Linked DNA regions of Mus musculus: region 1 is linked to region 2. A link is a loop called in an ENCODE intact Hi-C map of the cell type or tissue named here. Cell type or tissue: gastrocnemius. All regions are shown on one strand.

Region 1 (4,000 bases), 59 kb before region 2:
TGCAGAAGCCGTAGAGGACCACCACCCACTTGTTGATGGCTTTCTCAGCTTGCCATCTTATACCATCCAGGACCACCAATCAATCCCAGGGTGCTACCACCATCCAGGACCACCAATCAACCCCAGAGTGGCATCACCAACAATGAGCTTGGCCCTCTGACATCAATCACTAATTAAGAAAATACATCACAGGCTTCCTGTGGCCAATCTGGTAGGCGTATTTTCTCAACTGCGGTGCCCTCTTCCAACATGATGTAAAAGCCTATATCAAGTTAACGGGACATCAATGCTAAGTAGCCAGAGGAGTAACTACCAAGGCTCTTGTCTAGGACATCATCTCAAACCCATGTGGAAGTATCTTTACATTTTGCATGGAGAGAACTACTACTACCAATGTTTGATACACATAATAAACCCTGTTGACTTTGTGCAACTGTCTGAACACCTCTCAGAAAGTATGATCTGTTCAATTTTATTAAGCAAATGTTGGGCTCACGAGAAACTTGTAGCTAAGTTCTGTGGCTGTAACACCAAGGACAGAGCAGCTTTGTTCGTCATAGGATGTTCTCACAGCACATTAGCGCTCAAATATGATGGCTTCACTCGTCACACGAACTGTAACAACACAGAGACTGCCAGATTCCGCTATTTCAGGCATTTGTAGGCAAGTGCGTATTCATGCATCACGAATTAGCTTGGTACTATCGTGATGTTTTAGTTAATTGACTCTCATTTTAACAATGTGATGCTGCATACTTAAAATGACCGTCCTGATAAGAGATTCTGGGTTGGTCCAGACTTCCTAAATATGTCATGGGAGGAGGTATTAAGAACCTGTTTTCAAGGAAGAAAACCAAAAACCAAATGAAACAAGGGAGTGATGTCTTATTTCATTCTCTCTCTCTCCCTCCCTCCCTCCCTCCAGTGAAGTTTCAAAACTCCCTCTCGTTTATTCTTGTCGTTTCTAGTTCTCTGGCACTAGCAACTATATCTGTGGACATATTTCATACCTTTCCAGATCCAGCTAGCATTTACCTTTTCCTTCTTCCGTGGATGGACATCCCCATACAGAAACAAAACGAACTTTCCCCAAATCTTGTCAGCCTCGGGAGCCTTTTTTTATTCAATTGTGCATATTCAATAATTTTTCCTTCCTTTCTGACACATTTACTAAGGTTAAGTAATTCAGGGGATTGGGCACCAATAGCTGCCCATAAAAATCCTGCCCGGAGGTTGTAGAAGCAGAACCCAGAGGCCACTCCTGAGCGCCTCTGGAGCACGTGACAAATGGATGAAAGATGCTCTCTCTCTGCCTGTGGTCTAGGCTCCTCTCTCTGGTGGTCTCTGAGGACTCCAAGGAACCTACTAGGAACCACCCACCATGCCCCAATCCCCAGACAGCCCTGGCCTGGATCAGAGAAAACTCATAGGGAGGTACAATCAGGCTTACCAGTCCTCCACAGAGACTGAAGACAGCAGTGTGGTCCTCTCGCGCGTTGACCTGGCCACGGTAGAAACAGTGGCGCAGGTCTGGGGACTCCGTGCTGCGCCCGCCTGGTCCAGGTACCGGGGTCCCCAAGTGCACCTCAGTGTAGCCTGCAGCCAGGAAGGCCGCATCAGCGCTCAGGTTCAGCTGGAAGAGCTGCCCGTAGGCGCTGATTCGGTAGTGGGTCCTGAACGGAGGAGGCTCCGGCACCCCGGAGCTACGTTTCTTCCGGCTGAAATGCCGGTTCTGGGGAAACACGTCTCCGAACTCATTGACCCGCGTGGGGGTCACCACTTCGTAGGAGGCCAGAGTCTTCACCAGGGCTTCTGCAACACACAGCGAAATGTCTATGAAGCCCCGACGCTGTCCAACCCACAAGCTCTTGAGCCAAGCATCCCTACCCAAGGTCCCCAGTTTTGGTCAGTCTCAGGGGCACGACAGATATACACACACGCACACACCTGGGCACCGTGGGCATGTACTGCTTTCCCACGGGTCCTATATGCTCTATACAGACCTTGCCACCCACCACCCAGCGCAGCCACCTCCTTGCCAGCCCCTCTTCTCTTCCCAGCCTCCAGCAACCCGTGTTGTCCGGATGCACGCTGCTCCATGCCCCACGCGTGCCCGCCGCATGATCAGGAGAGCGTGTCCCCAGAGATTCCACGACAACCAAAAAAGTCCTCGGGGATGCTCTGAGCTGGGTGGCCTGGGGTCTCCAACCAGTCTGCACCACCCACTCGCACCCGGCCCAAGCGCCCACGGCGACCTTACCCTGTCGTGGGTGGAAACGAACTTCCCAGGACCCAGTGAGAAGGAGCGAGATCGGGCAGAGCAACCCGGTCAGCCACTTGGCCACCCGCATGGCTGCACACAGGGGAGGGGATCCCGACTGGGAGGCCGCCCCAGGGCCGCCGGCTCCCCGAGCTCCGCTGCCCTCCTCCGCGCTCTAGCGGTTCTCCGCGGCGTCTCAGCAGCCTCCTGAGCACCCGGGACTGCACCCCGGCTCGCCTCGCCCCGCCGCCAGTCCCCGCTCCCGGCGCCGCTGCCTCATCGCGCGCTGCCCGCCTGGCTCTCTCAGGCCCGCGCGCCCCGCGCTCCCGCGCCACCCTGGGAAGCGCTCGCTGCCCGGCCCAGCGGGAACCGAGCCAGAGTAGCGGGGCGCGCGGGGCGGCGGAGGGCCCGCCCCCCAGGACCTGGTCGACCAATCAGCGGGAGGCGCGGCGGCTCGGCCTCCCGCGCAGCCCCTGCCCCGCGCAGCCCCGCCCGCGGGCGCGCGCACCGGGACCTCCCTGGCTGCAGCTCCGCGTCCCCAGGACCAGCCAGACCCCACGCACGTTGACAGGTGATAGGAGCACGGAGTGAAATGACAAGTGTCAGACCGGGGCCTATGCAATTCACGTTTGAGAGGTCCTATTCGGCTTCCCACGCAAAATAACCATCCGTAACCGGATGCTATCCATGGAGCTTGTGGTGAGGCTCAGTTTTTTGAGGGTCCCTGTGTGCAGGGAGACTCTGGAGTTTGGAGGATACGGAGCTAGAAGACTTGTGTATGACTGCATTAACCTATCTCTCTTGGTTGAGGAAGTTCAAGGAGGTCATTGGAGTCTCCAGAACTCCAGTCACATGTGATTACTGTTGCCTGTCTGCGCCTTTGGTTTTGTGCTTAAATATGCACAAAGGACTCTCCCCAAAACATACAAATGTCAAGAACCACGGAACATCTGCCTGTTTCTGGGACCAATCTCTCCACCGAGTGAAGAAAGCCCTCTGTCAATGTTAACTCTCGTCAACAATATCTGTAGCTCTGAATCCGTGCGCAAGGCCAGGCCCTACTGCAACGGACAAACTTTAGCATGAAGAGAAAAACAGCTTCTTTTCAAGGGTACTTCTCGTGTCCTGAGCTCACCTGTTTGATTTGCAGGATCTGCAATTACTTCTATTACCAGAACGGAAAAAAACGGGGGAGAGGGGCTGGGAGCCTTGAAATCCAACCAAGGCCATTAACCAGGGAAGGCAAACCTTCACGGATACAACGGGGTGACTGCAGCTCAGTTTGGCTTACAGTCACTGTTGCAGTCACTGTTGCGCTCTGGGCTCTTGGCCTTGGAAATTGCCCTCTAACCATACGTTCCCTCCTTCCATGTCACCGGTATCAATCTTCTGTTGTTGGCAGCACGGGTAGTAGAAGAGTTTCAGGAAGGGAGAGTCGAAACTTATATTTGATGGTGAAATCCCCAGCTGGGTGGTGGTATGGTAATCCTCACTCGCTCCTCTTTTCCTTCCCACTTTCCCACCAGTGCCATTCCATCCACCAGAGAATTAGAGAGCATGGCAGGTTTAGGTTAGAATGTGGTGGTCTTAAAGAGAACAACAACGGACTTTACCCACAACTGTGCGTTTAACCTTTACCATCCTCCACGCTGGGCACTTTAATGGCATGCAGCTCTGAGTACATCTTGGCATTTGGAGCCAGGCCTTTCCACCTACAAAGACCCGAAACCAGAATCATAC
Region 2 (4,000 bases):
CAAACAGCCTTTATAAAGTTAGTCTATCAAACCTATCCTTGCCCGCTGCAGAACTTAGCTCTGCCTGATGGCTTTGTGAGCTGCCGACCCTGGCTTTTCATTCTTTGTGTTCAGAAATTAAGAACTCGGTCAGGAAGTCTCACATTCGGTGAAAGCCTCATATGAACTGCTTTTTAGTTACTTAAGGAAATCGCAATATCAGCCTCGACTAAGACTCAAAGAGCCAAACAGACTGCTCTAAGAATTCAGTTGGTATACTGTTCTCAGCGGTATGCACTTGCGAAGCGAGTTGGCTCACTCTAAGCTGTTAGTGATTAGTATGAGTGTGCTCCTGTGTCAGTCTTAGAAACATTCAAAGTCATTTCCCCGAAGGCTTCCTCGAAGATTCCTGCAGCAGTTGACACAGAGAGAACTCATGGAGAAACACATTACATTCACAGTGATTAGAGGAAACATCAGTGTTTTCTTATGTCCAGGTCATAAAGGATAAGCTGTTTACTTGACGAAGAAAGAAACTGGCTTTGAAGAGTTTGCAAAAAAAAAAAAAAAAAAAAAAAAGGAGTGCTAATGTTTTAAGAATATAATATTTGGAGTACATTACTATGGTTTTTAAAAGTAGAACCAATTTTAAACTCTCAATTACAGGACTCATTTCAACTCTGTGGCTTTTAAAGAAAATATATTTTTTTAAGTTGCTCGTGCATTTAGAATAAATCACAAACCCTCCCAGGAAAGAGTGAGGTATTAATTGTATGTTTTAATAAGGATTTTGATTAAATACTATTAGAAAACTGAAACTATTGCCCAAAGGCAAGCGTAATTATTTTTCAACTTCTTTACTGCTACCAAAATAATATCCTACAGTAGTAATGAGTTCTGCCACGTAGAAATAGCCATCTTACAGTGATGTTCACACGTTCCTACAGCATCCTGAAGGTCAAAACTTCACGAATTACTTCTTTTAACTTGAGCAATTAAGTTTAAAATATAGTGCCCTATGTTCTAAAATTATAGCACTCACTCAGACAATGGACCACCACAGTTCACTTATTAAATGTTCCCCATTATGGAAATGAGATGGAGAAAAGAATCCGTGTCCTCCCCTCAAGGTTTCTCAAATGTTTCTTGATCATGTAGTTCATTTACTAAGCAATTTTGGAGATTAATTAAAAATGGTAGAAAGAGAGCCCCCAAGATGACGTAGTAAAATATCCCATGCTAAAAAGATTATGTGGTTTGGGCTTGACAAATGTGAGCTGACATCTGCTGGGCTCTTTTGTAGAAAGGGATAAAGGGACTGGGTTCTCCAAGGAGAAAAGAATCCACACCAGGAAGCAATGTAAGGGACAATCAGAGTTTAAAAGGGAGTAGGGCCAAGCAAGCGAGATCCACGGGGCAAAGCTCACAGAGATGAAAGGGAGAGTTCTCATTCATTTTATGTAGACTGCAGCAGATAAGAGATCCCATAGATCAAAGCCTTGTGACATAATGGGAGCTGATTGAGCACAATGCAATTTTTTCTGGTCAAGAGTTTAATGTGCAAAAGTGAAACAGGCTGTCTGTGTTCGATGCTCTCCACTTCTATTATGTAATATCTTGTTATGGAGGAAGAACTAAGAGAAACCATGCATCTTCTCCACAACTTATTTCTATTGTGGGGCGTTTACCTCACGTTACAAGGTCACGGAAATGCCAGGCCAGGAATGGTGCTTGGAGGGCAGGTTTTCCAAGATTTGTGGGTGGCTTTTAATGCTGTTATCATCTTAATTCTGGAAATTTCGATGTTTGCGGGTGACGGTTTTTCCAGAAACTATTCAGTAGTTGACTATTAAATGATCAGCCCACCTATGCAAGTTTCCAGACTCATTTTCTAATGGAAGGCTAACATCTTCATATTTCCTCAAACTGTTGCAAGCCCAACTTTACATGGATAACAAGGGTATAATAATAGCTCAGGGGAAGAATAGGTTTGTAATGTTGCTTTGTGGAGAGTTCATGTGAATGTCTGTCACAGTGGGGAAAACACAGGACTCACAGACAGACCTCATCTTTCTGGATGAAGGATAAACAGCCTTCAAGAGGTAGCACTTGCCTGTTCTAGGGGCTGTATCCAGCATTACCTACCTGAAATGCCTTTTCCCTTTAGTGGGATATATTAAAACCCTTTCTCTGTCTTAGTGAACCTTTTAAAAGGTTGTCTTACTCGGATGAAGACCAAACTGACTGCCCCAGATATTGAAAACAAACAAACAAACAAACAAACAAAAAACCAAGGAGGGCTGCAGGCACCACAGGACTGGAAAACATTGCATGGTCCCAGGACAGAACTATTAGTACCATGGAGAGGGACATGTCATCTGACTTTGTACACCCTCCATGAAAGGCCTGAGAACACTGCCACCTGGGGACCTGATGCAGAATGCTATTGGCAGCTGCTGGTGGACAGAAGAGCAGCAGCAGTAATAAATGCAGGGACCCACAGGAGTTGGCCAGGTGCTCTCCCGAAGGAACAACAGCACTATAGGGGTTGCCTCATCTAAAGGGGGCTGTTTCGTGGGTCCCTCCTATGAGGCCAATTTTCTGCCATTATTTTGCTCAGAATAAACTTCAGGACACTTTAAGAGAACTCTGGGCTCCAAATCTTTGTTTTAAGAAGTTCTTTAAATGAACCAAATGAATTTAAGGTTGTATTAGAACGCTGCCGAGATCATATAAATTGCATCGTTGAGGTTGATCAGATCAGAGTAAGTCACCTAGCCACTCTGGTGTAAAGGACATCACGTGACTCTCTACCACTAGCCAGTGAGCTCCAAGAAGGAAAAGCTGGGTCTTCAATTCCCCAGAAAAACACAGCAGGTACTTGGCACAGAGTCCTAGCTCACCCTAAGTCCTCTCACAAAGCAACCAGTCCAACTGCTCACTTGTAAGAGTAGCCGAGAGCTGTTTATCAGTGAGATCTGTACAGGGATTCCTTCCCACCACATCCCTGTCCTTTATTGGCTATCCTCCTTCCTCACAAGAGAGAATAACTTGTGCATCACCTGTCTGTTAAAAAGTGTATGGCCTGTGGCTTAGGCAGAAAATAGAGATGGGATACCCAGGAGAAAGAAAGGGTATGCGGAGAAAGGCAGGAGGAAGATTCAACAGAAGATACGATGAGCCAAATCCATGGTACCTGAGCACAGGTAAAATGTACGCTAGAATACGTAGGACAATTTAAGTTATATCTAATCAGAGAAGAGCTTAGCTGTATGACCAAGTTATTTATAAATATATCTTGAGTCTGAGTCTTATTTCTAGGAGCATAGGGCTGGGAGGAAGGACCAGAGATGAACTTCATCATTTCTCCCCTGCAAGGATGATTAATAGATAACCGATTAGGAAGCTAGAAAGGAAGAAGTCATCAACATAGATCGACTCCCTTCCTTCGCTTCCGCTGGGCTGTAAGCTTAAGGCAGAAATAGATCACCAATGCTTTTCTCACTAGCCAAGTATTCTATGCTTATAATTCTGGATGTGAAGTGTTCTTTTGCCAGAATCTGATAGAAAAAAAAAAAGATAGAAGAGAAATACACGGTCTGTGTTTTGCAAGTGGTCTTTCAAGATTTACAGAGGAGGTAAGCTTCAGTCAGCCACAATAAACCTTACCTTCAGACACTCTTGAAATGTGGACTGTCTTTTAACACGTGAGACTAGTGATCAAATTATTGAGCACATTTTCATACTGAAGAAGGAAATAGGAATGTCTGTAAACATCACCAGTTCGTTTAAAAACACCCTTCTTTAAGAGTTTCCTGATATGATATGGTATGTTGAAATAAAAGGCAGTTCCGTCTCAAAAATATGGCCGTGGCTCGCTTTACGTCTACCATGCTATGTACTCTGTACTCTCCCCAAATACAACAGTGCATTCAGTTATTAGCGCCATGGTTGCAGCAGCCACACATCCTGCCCACTAAGCCTCTTAGCAACACACTCTTGACGCTCGCACCGCTCGTTC

Evidence for each region. Hi-C counts contacts between places; a loop is a spot of excess contacts. Peaks named below come from ENCODE experiments on the same cell type or tissue, not always from the same donor. Only the 100,000 strongest peaks of a DNase experiment are listed, where the experiment ranks them.
Region 1: a loop joins it to region 2, with 2.6 times the contacts of the local background. A loop is called at or near these places in 2 of 42 quality-filtered maps.

What each region holds. Positions count from the first base shown.
Region 1 is chr15:94,401,739-94,405,738 of GRCm38, forward strand. It overlaps Adamts20 (a disintegrin-like and metallopeptidase (reprolysin type) with thrombospondin type 1 motif, 20), which reads right to left and starts at 2,612. Exons shown (of 39, transcript NM_177431.5): 1 at 2,261-2,612; 2 at 1,451-1,812. The coding sequence starts at 2,351. In gastrocnemius, a CTCF peak has its summit at 2,460; DNase peaks (open chromatin) are centred at 1,709 and 2,647; H3K4me3 peaks cover 2,061 bases; H3K27ac peaks cover 1,616 bases.
Region 2 is chr15:94,461,069-94,465,068 of GRCm38, forward strand. No RefSeq gene overlaps it. Among named protein-coding and RNA genes, the nearest start is that of Adamts20, 59 kb to the left of the region's middle. In gastrocnemius, a CTCF peak has its summit at 2,405; DNase peaks (open chromatin) are centred at 2,415 and 2,860.